Regions from separate parts of the Homo sapiens genome. Here region 2 is linked to region 1. A link is a loop called in an ENCODE intact Hi-C map of the cell type or tissue named here. Cell type or tissue: heart right ventricle. All regions are shown on one strand.

Region 1 (8,000 bases):
TGGAAGTGATATTTAACTCCTAGAAATAGGAATCAGTGGAGAAGTTGGGGTAAGGAGGACTCTAGGCTGAGGATCCTGGGGCTAGATAGAGCTGGGTATTTAAAGCGTACTGAAAAGGCCATTATGGGTAAAGCATTGTGAATGACAGGAATGGGTGAGAGGAAGGCCTGGGATGGGCAGGGTCTTGGGAGCCTTGAAGATGTTTGAATTTTATTATAAATGGAAGGGAAGGTGAAAATTTGAAGCAGTGGAGTTGTAAGGCTGGATTAGTATTTTATGATGATTCTCTGTCTGTTATGTAAAAATAGACTGGAAGGTGACAAAAAGGCGGGGAGCAACCTCATGGCCGAAGCTGTGTGTCATATAGCTCTATGTTTAACACCTGGCACCATGCTGGGTGCATAGGGCCACTCAATCTATGTTTGATAGTGAATGGCTGTGAAGGCACAGATATTGAGTATATCATCATTCTGGATTCAGAAGATGTGGCCACCTTGATTATGCATTAGAATCTACATATCTCTGACTCAGTAAACTCACTTTTGGAAGAATATTCCTGTGGCCCATTTCCTGTTAAACGGAGAATAAACTAACTTTAGAAAGTGAGTTTATTGAATCAGAGGTATAAATGGTAGGTAGGTTCTAATGCATAATTAATTAAGGTGCATATATACAAATATAAAATGTATATGTGTCACGAGGTCAGGAGATCGAGACCACCCTGGCTAACGTGGTGAAACCCCCTCTCTACTAAAAATACAAAGAAATTAGCCGGGTATGGTGGCGGGCGCCTGTAGTCCCAGCTACTCGCAAGGCTGAGGCAGGAGAATGGCGTGAACCCGGGAGGCGGGTCTTGCATTGAGCTGAGATTGCACCACTGCACTCCAGCCTGGGTGACAGAGAGAGACTCCGTCTCAAAAAATAAAAAGTATATGTGCGAAATACATGTGTGTGTATATATAGTAAAATCTTAGATACAGTTAGTTTTATATCATGATGCTATTCTGTTTTCACATTTTAAAATGGCATATTGACCCTTCTATTCTGAGGAATAGTCTGCAAAGCTACACAAGGTCCTTGATTCTTTGCTTGATTCAGGCAGAAGGATGCATTTAGACATTTAATTTACCTCTGAACAGATAATGGACTTTTAGAAAATATATGCAATTAAGACATATCTTTTATGGTTTTGGGACACATCTATTTTCAAATCCCTGATTAGAAAACAACTGCCCATTGCGGTGGCTCATGCCTGTAATCCTAGCACTTCAAAAGGCCAAGGCAGGCGGGCTGCTTGAGCCCAATTTGAGACTAGCCTGTGCAACATGACGAAACCATCTCTACAAAAAATACAAAAATTAGGCTGGGTGCGGTGGCTCACGCCTGTAATCGCAGCACTTTGGGAGGCCGAGACGGGCGGATCACGAGATCAGGAGATCGAGACCATTCTGGCTAACACAGTGAAACCTCGTCTCTACTAAAAATACAAAAAAGTTAGCGAGGCGTGGTGGTGGGCACCTGTAATCCCAACTACTCGGGAGGCCGGGCAGGAGAATGGCGTGAACCCAGGAGGCGGAGCTTGCAGTGAGCCGAGATCGTGCCACTGCACTCCAGCCTGGGCGACAGGGCGAGACTCCATCTCAAAAAAAAAACAAAAATTAGCCAGGTGTTGTGGTGCCTGGGATGGCTGGTTGGAGGTTGTGGCAGGAGGGACAGCTTGAGCCCGAAAGGTTGAGGCTACAGTGAGGTCGCACCACTGCACTCCAGCCTGGGTGACAGAGTGAGACCCTGTCTCAAAAATAAATAAAAAGAAAACAAGTAATAGAAAATTGTAACTGCATATATTACATATTTAGTCTTGAAGATGCTTTCTGATGGTTCATTGTAGCTTCTAGGATCTGTGTTTTTTTTTTTGTTTGTTTGTTTGTTTGTTTTTGTTTTTGAGACAGGGTCTTGCTCTCTCACCCAGGCTGGAGTGGAGTACAGTGGCACTGTCACAGTTCACTGCAGCCTCGGTCTCCTGTGCTCAAGCATTCCCTTCTGCTGGGCCTATAGGTGTGCACTACCATGCCTGGCTAATTTTTTTTTTTTTTTTTTTTTTTTTTTTTTTTTTATTGTAGAGACAAGTCCTCACTATTTTGCCCAGGCTGGTCTGGAACTCCCAGTCTCAAGCACTCCTCCCAACTCTGCCTCCCAAAGTGCTGAGATTATAGGCGTGAGCCACTGCACCTGGCCTCTGTGATGTATTTTGAATACATTCATACTTGTTCTCATTTTCTTTTTCACATTAGGCCTTCGTTGCCTTGATTAGAAATGGTTTTTAAAAGATGAAACAATTGTTGCTGTTTTTTATTTTATTATTTGTTACCTTTTTCTTATAGACTTTATTAGTTTATTTTACCAACAATCACATGATTATTAGTCCATTAAAAAAGAATTATTCTTTATGTTTAACTTACTGGTTTTATAGCTTTCTTCTCTTTCAGTTCATATTTCACAAATTTTCTTGAGGATGTTGGTTTGTGTAGATGAACAGTTGTGGTACCTAAACATTAAGTGATTTCCAACAGCCTTAATGAGAATTTTTTTAAAGTTATTTTTAATTGACAAATAGTAATTGTATATATTTACAGGGTACAATATAATGTTTTGGTATATGCTTACAGTGTTGGATAATTAAATCAGGCTAATTAACAAATCTGGCCCCTCACATACTTACTATTTTTTCGTAATGAAAACATTTAAAGTCTACTCTTCTAGCAATTTTGAAATATATAACGTTTTATGATTATAGCCACCATTCTGTACAGTAGGTCACTGAAGCTTTTGCCTCCTATCTAACTGAAACTTTGTACCCTTTGGTCAACATTCGAGAATCTTGTGTAATAATTGAAATTTGTCATTTTTATAGGTTCTGATATATGTCATATATGCTCTTTTTTCAAAATATATATCATTGATTTTTCATTTGTCATATAAAATCTTTTAAAGTTCTGATATATGTCATATATGCTCTTTTTTCAAAATATATATCATTGATTTTTCATTTGTCATATAAAATCTTTTAAAGTTTATTGTTTTACTCCCTTTGTTATTAATAGCCTCACAGTGTTTACATGGCCCTCCTTTTTGGCAATTTAAGATTCAAGTCTTGTAGCTCAGGACTGAAATAGGCACCAGCCATAGAGATGAACACTTATGCTGTTATTTGGATTATAGATCAAGTCTTATTGCTAAAGCTGTGGATGGAGACTAGGAAGGACAGACACAGAGTCTGGGATTGGGCTGTTGAGCTGTGGATAGTTCCTCTTCGTACATATTTTAGCTACCTGGTATGTTTTGAAAATATACTCATCAGGTGCTTAACTTGTATTCTTTATTATATTTCTGTCTTCCTCCAATAGTTGAACCAGTAAATAATTTTCTGTATACTAAAAAAAAATGTGGTACATTTACTTTGTATATTAACTTTGGTTGCATTAACTTTGTCGGCTCACTTGTAAATATCTGATGATTGATAAGTTATAAATCAACAATATGTCAAAAAGAATTAGCTTGTTGTGACTTCAGTCAGTGGACTATTTTCTTGTTTTTTTTTTTTTGAGATGGAGTTTTGCTCTTGTTGCTCAGGCTAGAGTGCAATGATGCAATCTCAGCTCACTGCAACCTCCATCTCCCAGGTTCAAGCGATTCTCCTGCCTCAGCCTCCCAAGTAGCTGGGATTACAGGCATGCGCCACCATGCCCAGCCAATTTTGTATTTTTAATACAGGCAGGGTTTCACCATTTTGGCCAGGCTGGTCTCGAACTCCTGATTTCAGGTGATCCTCCCGCCTCAGCCTCCCAGAGTGCTGGTATTACAGGTGTGTGCCACTGCGCCTGGACTATTTCTTTCATGGGGTTTTCTGCTTACAGGACAGCTTATTGTTAACTTTTTATAATTCGCATCTAAACTTTTAATGGCTTCTGATTTAGGATGATTTCAGTCTCATCTTTTTTTCACTGCCTGCTAAATAAGTTTTGTCATGAATTTCCATCTTTGTAGCTAAATGGGAGTCATGCAAGTCTAACTTCAAAAATTAAGGACAAGAGACTAAACCTTTAAATTTACTGTGATCTTTGATTTTAAATGTTTTGATATAAGTGTTTGCTGATATATTTTGAAGATGGAAGTTGGGACATCTCAAGTTCTAGCATGCTTTTTCTTTCTTTTTCTATCTCGGGAACTTGACCACAGATCTCGATGTCCTAATAGAGGCAGCCTTATTATTTCCTCTGTCCTTAAGCAAAAACAATACATTTAATAAGTTTTGAGTAACGGAACATTCTATGGCTAAATGACTCCAAAGTGGGCATCACTCTTAGGCTTTGGCCAACTTGATGCTATAGATTTGATTAGGGGACTTCATCTGGAAATTTGTAGTGAGAAACCCAGATGGAACTCTAGAGAAAATACACTGTGCATCATAAGGCTTTGCTAAATGTAGGAAATAGAACCATGCCCCATTTGGTGACATTTCTCTTAGCAAATTCCCATGCTTCCAAATAACATTTAAAAATATGTCGTATTTTTAAAATAATTATTTAAAAAATAATCTTAATTAAGCAGCTTTATTTGGTATTACGGTAAGCATTGATAGAGAGTGTTAATCATTTCTATTGATGTTCTTCCTGCTTTGACAGTTTTCCTGTTCAAATTGAGCCCCTTTTAACTGTGGCTTATATAAACATGTTTATTTTATTTTTAGAGTCAGGATCTTCCTTGATCTCCCAGGCTGGAATGCAGTCGTGCAGTCATAGCTCATTGCAGCCTTGAACTTCTGGGCTCAAGTGATCTTCTTGCCTCAGCCTCATGAGTAACTGGGACTACAGGCATGTGCCACCATGCCCAGCTAATTTTTTTTTTCTTGTTTTAGGGACAGGATCTTGCTATGTTGCCCAAGCTGGTCTCAAGCTCCTGTCCTCAAGCAATCCTTTCTTCTCAGCCTCTCAAAGTGCTGGGATTATATGAGTGAGCCTTGATTTTTAAAGTGTAAGGCCTTAACTTTCATTTGTGTTAAGCAGATTTTATGTAGTCCACTGGTAGTTTTCATGATAAATATCTTTAATATAGAGGTTTTTAAAATAAAAGCGTGTTTTCTTAACTTACGTATTTCTAACAGAAATTATTTTAGTTTTGTGGAATCTTTTTATATAAATTTCTTTCTGTGCCCATTCAGAGATCCTCTTGTTTGGTTATCTTTTTTTCATGGAAATACACAGTAAGGCTCAATTAGTTTGTTATACCCACTTTATCCCAATTCTTAATAGGCTTGTAGCTTTGATAATAATCATTTGCTCAATGACCTCAAGGATAAAAAGATCTATCAGGATGTAAGGTTTTAGTTATTATAATTTGAAGAAATAAACTATTTGAGAGTTAGAATTTATCAGTGCACTCTTTCTTCTGCTGTATCTCATTTTCATTATATTGATACTTATACCTAAGACCTATACCAAATTTAAGTCCTTCTTAGTTTTTTAAATTCTACTATTTAAATATTTCTTGAATATTTCCTCCCTTATGCATTACTGGTGTCACTGTCTTAATTCAAGGCCCTAGAATGATTGTTTTGACCCAAACTAGACTTTTATGCCTAGGGCTTACTCCCTGTCTAGCAGTCATTTGCTCTGCCAACAGATATATCTTCTAGAGTTTGGATCATATGATGCCCCAGTGGCTCTTCAGTTTCTAAAGAATAAAATGCAAACCTGGAATCTGCTGTTCAGCATCCTCCCTGTTAGACTTCTGGATACCTATCCAGCCTCCTGTCTTCCTCACATTCTCTGCTGCAATGTTATTAATGTACCTGGCAGTTCCCAGGAGGGTCACTCTCTTTCTGGCTTCTGCACCTTTATCATGAAGTTCCCTCTGTATTAAATAGCCTTTCTCTGTAAGCTTGGTGCACTCCATAATCTTTTATTCTGCTCTAGTGATCTCTTGTTTTTACATATTTTCTGACAACTCCCTTCTCTGCATTTCAGGTTTCAATTAATTGCTCTACTGGTTCCCATGACATTTTATACAGGCTTCTTTTGGCTCTGATGTCACTGCATTGCTATTAGATAATTATATATCTTTTTTCTTTACTAGGCTATGAAATCCTTCAGGTCATGGACAAGATTTGTTGCAGCTTTGTATAGCCCCTGATACAAGGCTTGGTGCTGGGGACTCAATGTTGAATAATAATACAAGTTGAATGAATTAATTAATCATGTTCGAAGATTAGTACAGTTTTGGTTCAGAATGAACTTTCCAGCACTATGTGTTGTCTAATAATTTAAACTTTTTACTTGGTGAATAAAATTCAGTTTATTTATTTTCCTGCAGGTTTTGAATAAGAACATATTTTCATAGTAAAAAAAAGTCTTCTACTGGTCAAGTCCGAAAAGTTTCAAAATTCAGACTCATAAAATAAATGTAATAAATATAACAAAATACTGACCTAGGTTTATAATAGCTTTATGACGTGGTGAGGGCACTTTTGATTTTTCTATTAAACTGTGGACAGCATCTCCAAGGCCAAACTACATGGCTCTGACTGCTTTTACCCCTTGTATACAAACTTTGAGCTATCTCTGTGTACTGATTTTTTCTTTCCCTGAAGAGAAAATGGAAGAAATCACATAGATTATTCATCTACATTGTAATCCAAATGTAAGTCACCAGTAGCATGTTTATTCCTTCATGCATAGGGTGAGTCAGTGCTATTTAATAGGCCTTGTGTGTCATAGTGTGAACTTTACCTAAGATACCGAGGAATTTGAACTTAACCATTTAAATTTCAGGAATATGGTAAAGAAAGAGAAAATTATATACTTTTAAATAAAATAGAGAAAAGCTTCCTAAATCTTGCCATCTAGAGTAAGTTTCAGAATAAGAAGTGATATAACATCTATTTCTGGAAAAGTCTTGAACATAGTGCTAAATAATGCACTAGAGAAAAAAATCTATGTTTTTACCTTAGACCTCTTTAAAGCAGAGTCTAGCAATTATCATGTATTTAATTTACAAGATGAGAGTTATTTTTATTCTTGTGAACTGCAGTTGTCTTCAACTAATATGGTATTGAAATGGAAATAGAAAGAAGTGAAATCTAGGTAAAGGACAGATGCGTCAAGTAACATGACAGCTGAAATGGTTCATTTACATGGCTGACATGGACAGAGTGCAGCGACCAATACCAGAATTGCTTAGAAACCCCTTCATATTTTGGGGAAAATTGTCATTAAAGCAGTATTTCTGATTTAAATGTTACCTTGGAAGCAGGTTATATATTGCTGTGAAATTTTTTTTTTTTTTTTTTTTTGCTTTACCTGAAAAAAAGAAACAAAGCATATTTCAGTGTTTAAATCCTAGGTCTTCCACTTGCTACCAGTGTGACCTTGGTTAAGTTACTAAACCCCATTTAAAAAAAAATCTTTAGAATGATAATGATAGTACCATTATTATTAGGAGAGTTATTGTGAGGATTAAATGAAATCATATGTAAATAGCTCTCAACAGTACTTTGCGTGTGGTAAATGCTCTGATATTGTTAGTTCTTATTAGGATGCTGATAATCATACTATAATGATATTATTCTTAACCTTTTTGAGCTCTTTGGTTAAAATTAAATTTATGTGTTTATATTCATTCTGGCATGTTGCATATTGACAGCACCCACTAAGCATGGTGTTCTGGGCACACTGGTGAATTACAGTAGCATAAAGAAATGACCTTGTCCAGAATAAACAGACCAAAATAATGAATGTATTTTAAAAATATCAGATCCCTGAATAGAGTCTGGAGATCTTGTTTTTGGTGTTGGTTTTATGCTTAACAAGCTCTGCATCCTTGAGCAAGTTGTGAATTCCTTCCACGAAATAAGGGACTTAGACCAGATACTTGTTAATATTTTTTTCTGCTTCAAAATATTATGGCACTCAATCATTGACTGTCGGGGGAGTTAGGGGAAAGTA
Region 2 (8,000 bases), 160 kb after region 1:
GAAACCTTGTCTCTACTAAAAATACAAAAATTAGCCGGGCATGGTGGCACATGCCTGTAATCCCAGCTACTCGGGAGGCTGAGGCATGAGAATCACTTGAACCTGGGAGGCAGAGGTTGCAGTGAGCTGAGATTTCGCTGCTGCACTCCAGCCTGGGTGACAGAAGGGAAACTGTCGCAAAAAAAAAAAAGAAAAAGCAGATAAGAAAATAGGTTTGTAAACAATGCTTGGAATTGAGTTTTCTTAAAACCTGATCTCAGGTGTCTGAAGAAGAGACTGTTGGTGAGATTTGGCAGACTCTACTCCCCATGAATGTAGCATGTTCCTGCACCCATGTGATTGTTAATTTTACATGTCAACTTGTCTGGACCACAGGCTGCCCAGCTATTTGGTCAAACACTATTCTGAGTGTTTCTGTGACAGTGTTTCTGGATGAAATTAAAATTTAAATCAGTAGACTGAGTAAAGCTTATTTTCCTCCTTAATGGGAATGGGCCTCATCCAATCAGCTAAAAGTCTGAAAAGAACAAGGCTGACCCCCGCTGAGGAAGAGGAGGATTCTGCCTGTGAGACTGCCTTCCAGCTGGGACATGGGCTTTTTTCCTGTCTTTGGAGTTGAACTGAAACATCAGCTACTCCTGGGTCTGAGCCTGCCAGTCTTCAGACTGGAATGACACTGTCTGCCTTCCTGGGTTTAGGCCTTCGGACTCAGACTGAAACTAAACTGTCAGCTCTCCTGGGTCTCCAGCTTGCCAGCTCACCTGCATATCCTGAGACTTGCCTGCCTCCGTAATTGTGTGAGCCAATCCATATGATAAATCTCTTTCTTCTTCTTCCTTCCTCTCTCTCTTTCCTGTTTCTCTAGAGATCTCTGCCTGCTATAGCAAGCAGCACATAATCTGTGAAATACGTACTGTGACATGTGCCATATTGATTTCAGACCTGGACATACGTGCAGTCAGGTTAAACTCTATCACTGACTAGATGTGTAACCTTTGACAAATTATTAAACCGCTCGTCACCTCAGTTTCCTCATCTTTAAAATGGGAGTTCTTGTGAGAATACTCAAAAAAGCTCTTGAATAACACGTGGCACATAGCAAGCTGTCAAGATGTATTAATTCCTTAACATTCCAAACCAGACTACAAAACAAATGTAAGCAAGAACATAATGAGATAACTCTTTTTTTATTGTACTTTAAGTTCTGGGGTACATGTGCAGAATATGCAGGTTTGTTACATTGGTATGCATGTGCCATGGTGGTTTGCTGCACCTATCAACCCGTCATCTACATTAGGTATTTCTCCCAATGCTGTCCCCCCGCTAGCCTCCCACCCTCCGACAGGCCCCAGTGTGTGATGTTCCCCTCTCTGTGTCCATTTGTTCTCATTGTTCAACTCCCGCTTATGAATGAAAACATGCAGTGTTTGGTTTTCTGTTCTTCTGTTAGTTTGCTGAGAATGATGGTTTCCAGCTTTATCCATGTCCCTGCAAGGGACATGAACTCATCCTTTTTTGTGGCTGTATGGTATTCCGTGGTGTATATGTGCCACATTTTCTTTATCCAGTCCATCATTGATGGGCATTTGGGTTGGTTGCTATTGTGAACAGTGCCACAATTAGTTCAACCATTGAGGAAGTCAGTGTGGCTATTCCTCAAGGATCTAGAGTCAGCAACACCATTTGACCCAGCAATCCCATGAGATAACTCTTATCAACAAGCTGTCGTGTATTTCCATATGTTGTAAATGGATGTCTATGCTTCTTTCTGTGTCACCCTCCTAGAAAAGACTCAGACACTTCTCACTGCCCCCTCCCCAAACCCAAACCTACTGATCTTTTCTTATAATAGTCCTCCAGTTACCCACATAATCCAGTGGTAGCAATGCCTCTGAATGATTTAGTTTGAGTGCTTAGTCTACTTTTATAAGCAGAATTAAAACCTGATGTTTAATGGTGCCACTGTGTAACCATAACCATTTCCAGAGATTTCAGTGTAAAAGGTTGACTAGCCTTAATTGATTATCAAAAGGTGTAAAGATGACATTAGTACATATGGTACATCTACAAAATGGAATACCAAGCAGTTAGAGTGAAAATGAGGACGTGTTCTATGTGTTAATATATGAAAAGAGTTCCATGATATACAATTATTAACTAGAAAAAGGTGCTGAGAGTAACTTTTGTGTAGAAATGTAAGAAAATAATATATATTTGCATTTGCTGTTGTAGGCATGAGGAAATGCTAGAGCAAGGCATAAATAATCATAGCAGTGATTGGTTGTTAGATGGAGGGGAACTGTGGGGATGAAGGCCCCAAATGGGAATGACATGTCACCAAAAACTTTTTCATAATTGTTAAATTTTTGAGCCTTATGAATGAATTATCTGTTGAAAAAATTAAATTAGAAAAAAAGAGCAAGGAAAAGAAACACTATTAGGGCACATTCACATTAAGTTTTCTCTGTGTGCCCTTTGAAAGTTGTATTACACTGTTTTATTTATAGCCCCCAGCTGCAAATATCCTGGCTTTACTACTTTGACCTGATTTGAGTAATTTAAAAACTAGAATCTAGACAGATAGACATGCAGTGTCTTAATTACCGTAGTTTTAAATTTTTAGCATGATGAGTTGCAATATTAATATAGTTAGTGCCCAGCTTATAGAGAAGTTATGCTATAAAAGTTCCTCTTCCACCGTACACTTAAAAATGGTTAAGATGTTAAATTTAGGTTATGTGGGGTTTTCTTTACAATGAAAAAATCTTAGAAAAATACAATCTGACTTTATAGAAATGAAAATTTTGAATGAGAATATTTCTAACTACAGGGTTTTGGTCCTAAACCATATTGTTACTCTGACATGTACACTCTTTTATAGTGTATATAAATGTGTACATTTTACTGATTATTTTCTTTTGTTAAAAGTATCCTTGTTTATATTTGCAAACATTTGTTGGGTATGCTCAAGGGAAGATTTGTGTATTGCTAATAAATGTAACCAGCAATACTAAAAAAAAAAGTTCCTCCTCCAAACCGTCAAATGAATAACAATTGCTTTTCTTTTAGTGCAAGGTGGTTCCTACATCCTAAGTGAGAAAAGTAAGCATGAGGGGCCCCTGTAGTTTCACAGACCACTCATACACATTCTAAAAGCTAAATAACCCTTCCAAAGGCATGGCATGAGGTGATCCAAGACTCGTGCCAAGTGTCTCATACAGGCAGTGCCAGCTATTCCTAGTAGGGACAAAAGATATTTGGATACCCTGGTGTTTGGGGGAGTTTGGGAGGAGACTAGGTTAAAAGAGCGAGTCAGGATCTGGATAGATAAAGGAATGGAGAGAGCAGTCCAAACGTAAAGGGACAGTGGACAGAAACATAAGATGGACATGAGTGAACTGTTTTTTAGTGGAGTACTCTAAAACAGATGGGAGACCAACAGGGAACAGCAGGTAGTCCCTGAGCTGTAAAAGTCCTCGAGAAGTTTGGGCTTTATTTGGGAAACATTAGTTTTGGGGTAGAGGTAATATCCTAAATATTGCATAACTATATCTGTTTACTAACTCTTCTCTGTCTCTTTTCTTCATGCATTCAAGAAATATTTTTTGACCACCTCCTTTGTGCAAATCATTGATACAAGAAAATGAACCTGACCATAAATCGCAGACAATGGGCAAAGGCAAGTGTGGAGCAGAAAGCTGAAGAAGCCTATTGCAGTGACCCAGGGTTGTGGTTGTGTTGCTGGCATTGATAGATGGCTAATTTTTTTTGGACACTTACTATAGGCCAGTGTTAAATGCTTATATATTATGTATTATTCTCATAACCCTAGGAAATAGTTATTTTTATTATTCTCAATTTATAGATGAGGAAACTGCAGCTTATTGAGGTTAAGTGACATAGTGAGTCACACAGCAAATAATAGTATAAATATCATTGTGTAACAGATCAAAGTTTGCAAATATTTTACATGCCCTCTTTTGTTTGATCCTCTCCTTTTGTGGTAGGCACTGTAAATATTTTTCCCATTTTACAGACAAGCAAAGAATTGAGAAACTTGCATGGGCAGTCATTCATCAAATAGTAAGGATGCCTACTATGTTCCATGTGTGGGGAGGTGGCAGTAGACCAGCTAGATCAAGTTCCCTGCCCTCAGGGAGGTACTTTCTGAAGGGAATGAATAACAATAAATGATATAATTTCTGTATCGGACAGGTACTATGAGGCAGACAAAATAAGGTAAAGTGGTAGACTGGGGTTGGAGATGCCTGAGGAGAACAACTTTGGCCATGGTGGAGAGAGGAGGCCTATGTGGCAGGGATGATGGTTGAGACCTGTATGACCAGAGAGCATTCATTCTGCAACCTGGAGGAGAAAACACACCAGACAGCTGTAACCAGTGCACTTGATGGGAATATAGTTGGTATGTTCAAGGGACAGAGAGGACCCAGGGTGGCTAAAACATGGTGAAGAAGAGAAGGGAGAATAAGAAAGCAGAGGCAAGCATGCCAGAGCTAGATCATGGAGGGCCTCTTGGGCCTGATAAGCAGTTTTGTTATCATTTTACAGGAAGTTACTGGAGAGTTTTAGGCAGGGTGTTCATAAGCATGTGCATGTGTGGGTGGGGTGGAGTAGTAGTGAGATGATCTGATTTACACTTTTTAATTACTGTTTTCAGGATGGACTGCTGTGAATGGGTGGGATGGGGTTTAAGACTGAGGTAAGTAGACCAGTTACTTAACCAAGTAAAAGATCATGGTTACTTTAAGTAGAGTAGTATTAGCAGTGGAGAAGGAGAGAAGTGGTGTGTTTGAGACATATTTTGGAGGTAGAGCCAATACGAGTTCTTCGTGAATTAGCAGCACGTCACAGAGGCATACAGTATACTATAATGGATAAGTAGATTGGATTGCGCATGTTTGAATCTCCATGTTGCCACTTAATAGCTTTATGTATTAGCTGTATGATGTTGGATAAGTTTTTTAACCACTCTTTGCCTCAGTTTTCTCATCAGTAGATGAGAATAATTATAGTAACCTACCTAATAGGGGTGTTTAAGAGTATATAATTTAATATAGCCACCTGATTCTCAATAAGTGTTCTCAGTTTTTGTCACTGTTTTGTTTTGGTTTTTTAGCTGTTTTTGGTTATGGGGTTTGAAGGAAAAAGGAATTTAGGATGACTTACACATTTTTTGGCCAGAGCAAATGAGCTCATAATATGGGGTCTTATAGAGATAAGGAATGCTTTGGGAGTCAGTAGATTTAAGGATGGAGATCAGGTCAGTTTTGTCCACAGTAATCTAAGGCACCTATCAGATGAGCAGGATCATTGCTGGAGGAAGTGACAAGATAGGACTTGTAGGTAGATCTTTCAATCTAAAGTCTGCCTGCTTTCTGCTCTTTGAGAGGCAGGATAAGTGAGTGACTATGAGCACAGAATCTGCAGTCAGACTGCCTGGGTCTGAATTCTAGCTCCGCTAGGTCTGTGTCCTTGGATAAATTGCTTAAACTTTCTGTGCCTCATTTTTAAACCTGTAAAATGGGATAATAGTTTGATAAAGCACTTAAGCAGTTCCTGGCATGTGGAGTATAGTTATATAAAGTGTTCGCTGTTGTTGCTACTTTTAAATCCTGAATATTGCTATAGAAATGCAAAGAAAACAACATTCAAGATACTGTGTGAAGGAAGGACTAACAGGATTCTGGTGACTAATTGCATATGGAGGTTATGTAAAAGGCATCAAAGATGATTCTGAGGTTCTGAGCTAGAGTGACCCATTAATTGAGGGTTAAAGGATAAGAACCTGTTTGGGATGGAGGTGGGGTTGATGATGAGGAGTTGAGTTTTCAATCTATTAACTTTGGAAATAGCCAAGAGAAAATGTCCAGAAAACAGTTTAAAATGTGGGAACTAGAACTTAAGAGAAAGGTCAAGACCAGAAATATAAACATGGAAGCATCTGCTTATAATAGCAGTGGCAACCTGTCTAGGGCAGCCACTGTGGGGACACCAGCTGCAGCAGGGGAAGTGTGGCCAGGGCTGCACACTTCATGGAGCCAGAGGGGGCCAGGAGGAGGCAGGAGCCCCACTCCCTACTGAGTTGGTGGGGCAGGGGCCCCATGCTCTCAGGTGCAGCTGCAGCTGCCCAGCCGCAGCTCCAGACCCAGGCATCACTGCACTCTTGGGGGCCTGGGAAGCCCCCGGTCCCCACAGGTTCAGAAGTGCCTGCTCCCATTCCCCACTCCCAGCACCTGCAGCAGTACGGAACAAAGTTGTGACTGAGCCTGGGTGCTGATGCAACACAGCTGGGTGTGCGCACGCTCAGGGCAGTGTTGACATGCCATCCCCCTGCTGCCTCAGCCCCCTCTGGGCTTTGAGCGCCGATGAGCACAGGAGGGAGGCCGGTGGGGCTAAGGGCAGCTTGTTGTGGGCCTGCAGGTATCCCTTGGCACAAACAGCCTGGGCACCATGGACAGCATGTTGATGATGGCAGGAGGAAAACAGGCTCCTGGGCGGGTCCCTGGTGAAACCCTGCCTTCAAACCAGGGATGACCTGAAGCCTGGGGGCCGGGCTGCCACCCCTGGGTGGAGTCTGCAGCCCAGAGTGAGAAACTGTGCTTTTTCCGGGCCCACCCATGGCCGCCCATGGACCGATCAGCATGCGCTTCCTCCCTTCTGAGCCCATAAAAACCACCAGACTCAGCCAGACTTGGACAGATGTAGGGACTACCAGCTGCAGGAAAGAGTTACCCACTTCAGGTCTTCAGGTCTCCTTGACTCATTGGGATGAGCTGCCTGCAGAAAGGAGCTCCCACTGCGGGTCTCCTCTCAGCTGAGAGCTGGACACTCATCGGAATGGCCTGCCTGCAAAAAGTAGCTACCCACTTTGGGTCTCCTGGGAGCTATTATGTCACTCAATAAAGCTCCTCTCCGCCTTGCTCACCCTCCAGTTGTCTGTGTACCTCACTCTTCTGGACATGGGACAAGAACTTGGGACTCACCAAATGGCAGGACTGAAAGAGCTGTAACACAAACAAGGCTGAAACACGCACCCCCCACCCAACACCTGGCTCACCCTCGGCAAGTGTGGGATCCAGGCTGGTAGTGCAAGCTGAGCACAGCCTACAGGCCAAGTGGGTGGAACGAGCCCAGTAGGTGTGGGCAATATTCAGGTAAAAGGCTCCACCAGCCACAGAGGTTTCTGGCTGGCAAAGCAACACCCCAAGGATCCCATGACACTTAGAGATAATAGCTTAAAGCTACTAGAGTGGATGAGATTTGAGAAAGAGAGAATGAATAGAATGAATATGTGACCATAGACTTGTGTTAGGATTATGTATCTCCAAAGACAGGGCAGGATAGATTGTAGAGGGCAGAAGTACAGAGGCAAGAAAGGTAAGGACATAGTTATAGTCTTATATTTGAGAAATGAAAGGAAAAAAATGGGTAGTAGCTAAGTGTCTTAGTTTGTTCAGGTTGCTATAACAAAATACCATAAACTGGGTGGCATATCAACATCAGAAATTTATTTCTCGCAGTTCTAAAAGCTGGGTGATCCAAGATCAAGGTGCTGGTAGATTGAGTGTCTGGTGTGGGCCTTCTCTCTGGTTCATAAATGGTGCCTTCTCCCTGTGTCCTCACATGATGGAAAGGGTGCAGGGCCTCTTTTATAAGGATACCAATCCTGCTCATGAGGGTTCCGCCCTCATGACCTAATTACCTCCCAAAGCACCCCTCCCCATTCCCCAGCCCCTTATCCCCTGCCAATACCATCACCTTGGGGGCTAAAATTTCAACCTGAATTTCAGGAGGAACATGCACATTCAGACCATAGCATTAAAGAAGGTGTTAAGTCACCTGAGGATGTCTTTAAAAAGATGTTCAGAATCATTTGGGGAAGAACTAGCCATATAAAAAAATAGGATGACAGATAATCCAAATGTCTTAGAATGGTGGAAGCCAATGGGATCTAGGGCAACATAGGCATTATAGCAAAT

Evidence for each region. Peaks named below come from ENCODE experiments on the same cell type or tissue, not always from the same donor. Only the 100,000 strongest peaks of a DNase experiment are listed, where the experiment ranks them.
Region 2: it touches region 1 in a loop (2.0-fold over the local background); 7 of 110 quality-filtered maps call a loop at or near these places.

The regions. Positions count from the first base shown.
Region 1 is chr16:47,471,140-47,479,139 of GRCh38, forward strand. The region is part of intron 1 of PHKB (phosphorylase kinase regulatory subunit beta); the gene reads left to right. Among named protein-coding and RNA genes, the nearest start is that of PHKB, 14 kb to the left of the region's middle. In heart right ventricle, no CTCF peak of the experiment used is centred here; no DNase peak of the experiment used is centred here; H3K27ac peaks cover 1,483 bases.
Region 2 is chr16:47,630,303-47,638,302 of GRCh38, forward strand. All of the region lies in intron 14 of PHKB (phosphorylase kinase regulatory subunit beta), which reads left to right. Among named protein-coding and RNA genes, the nearest start is that of PHKB, 170 kb to the left of the region's middle. In heart right ventricle, no CTCF peak of the experiment used is centred here; no DNase peak of the experiment used is centred here.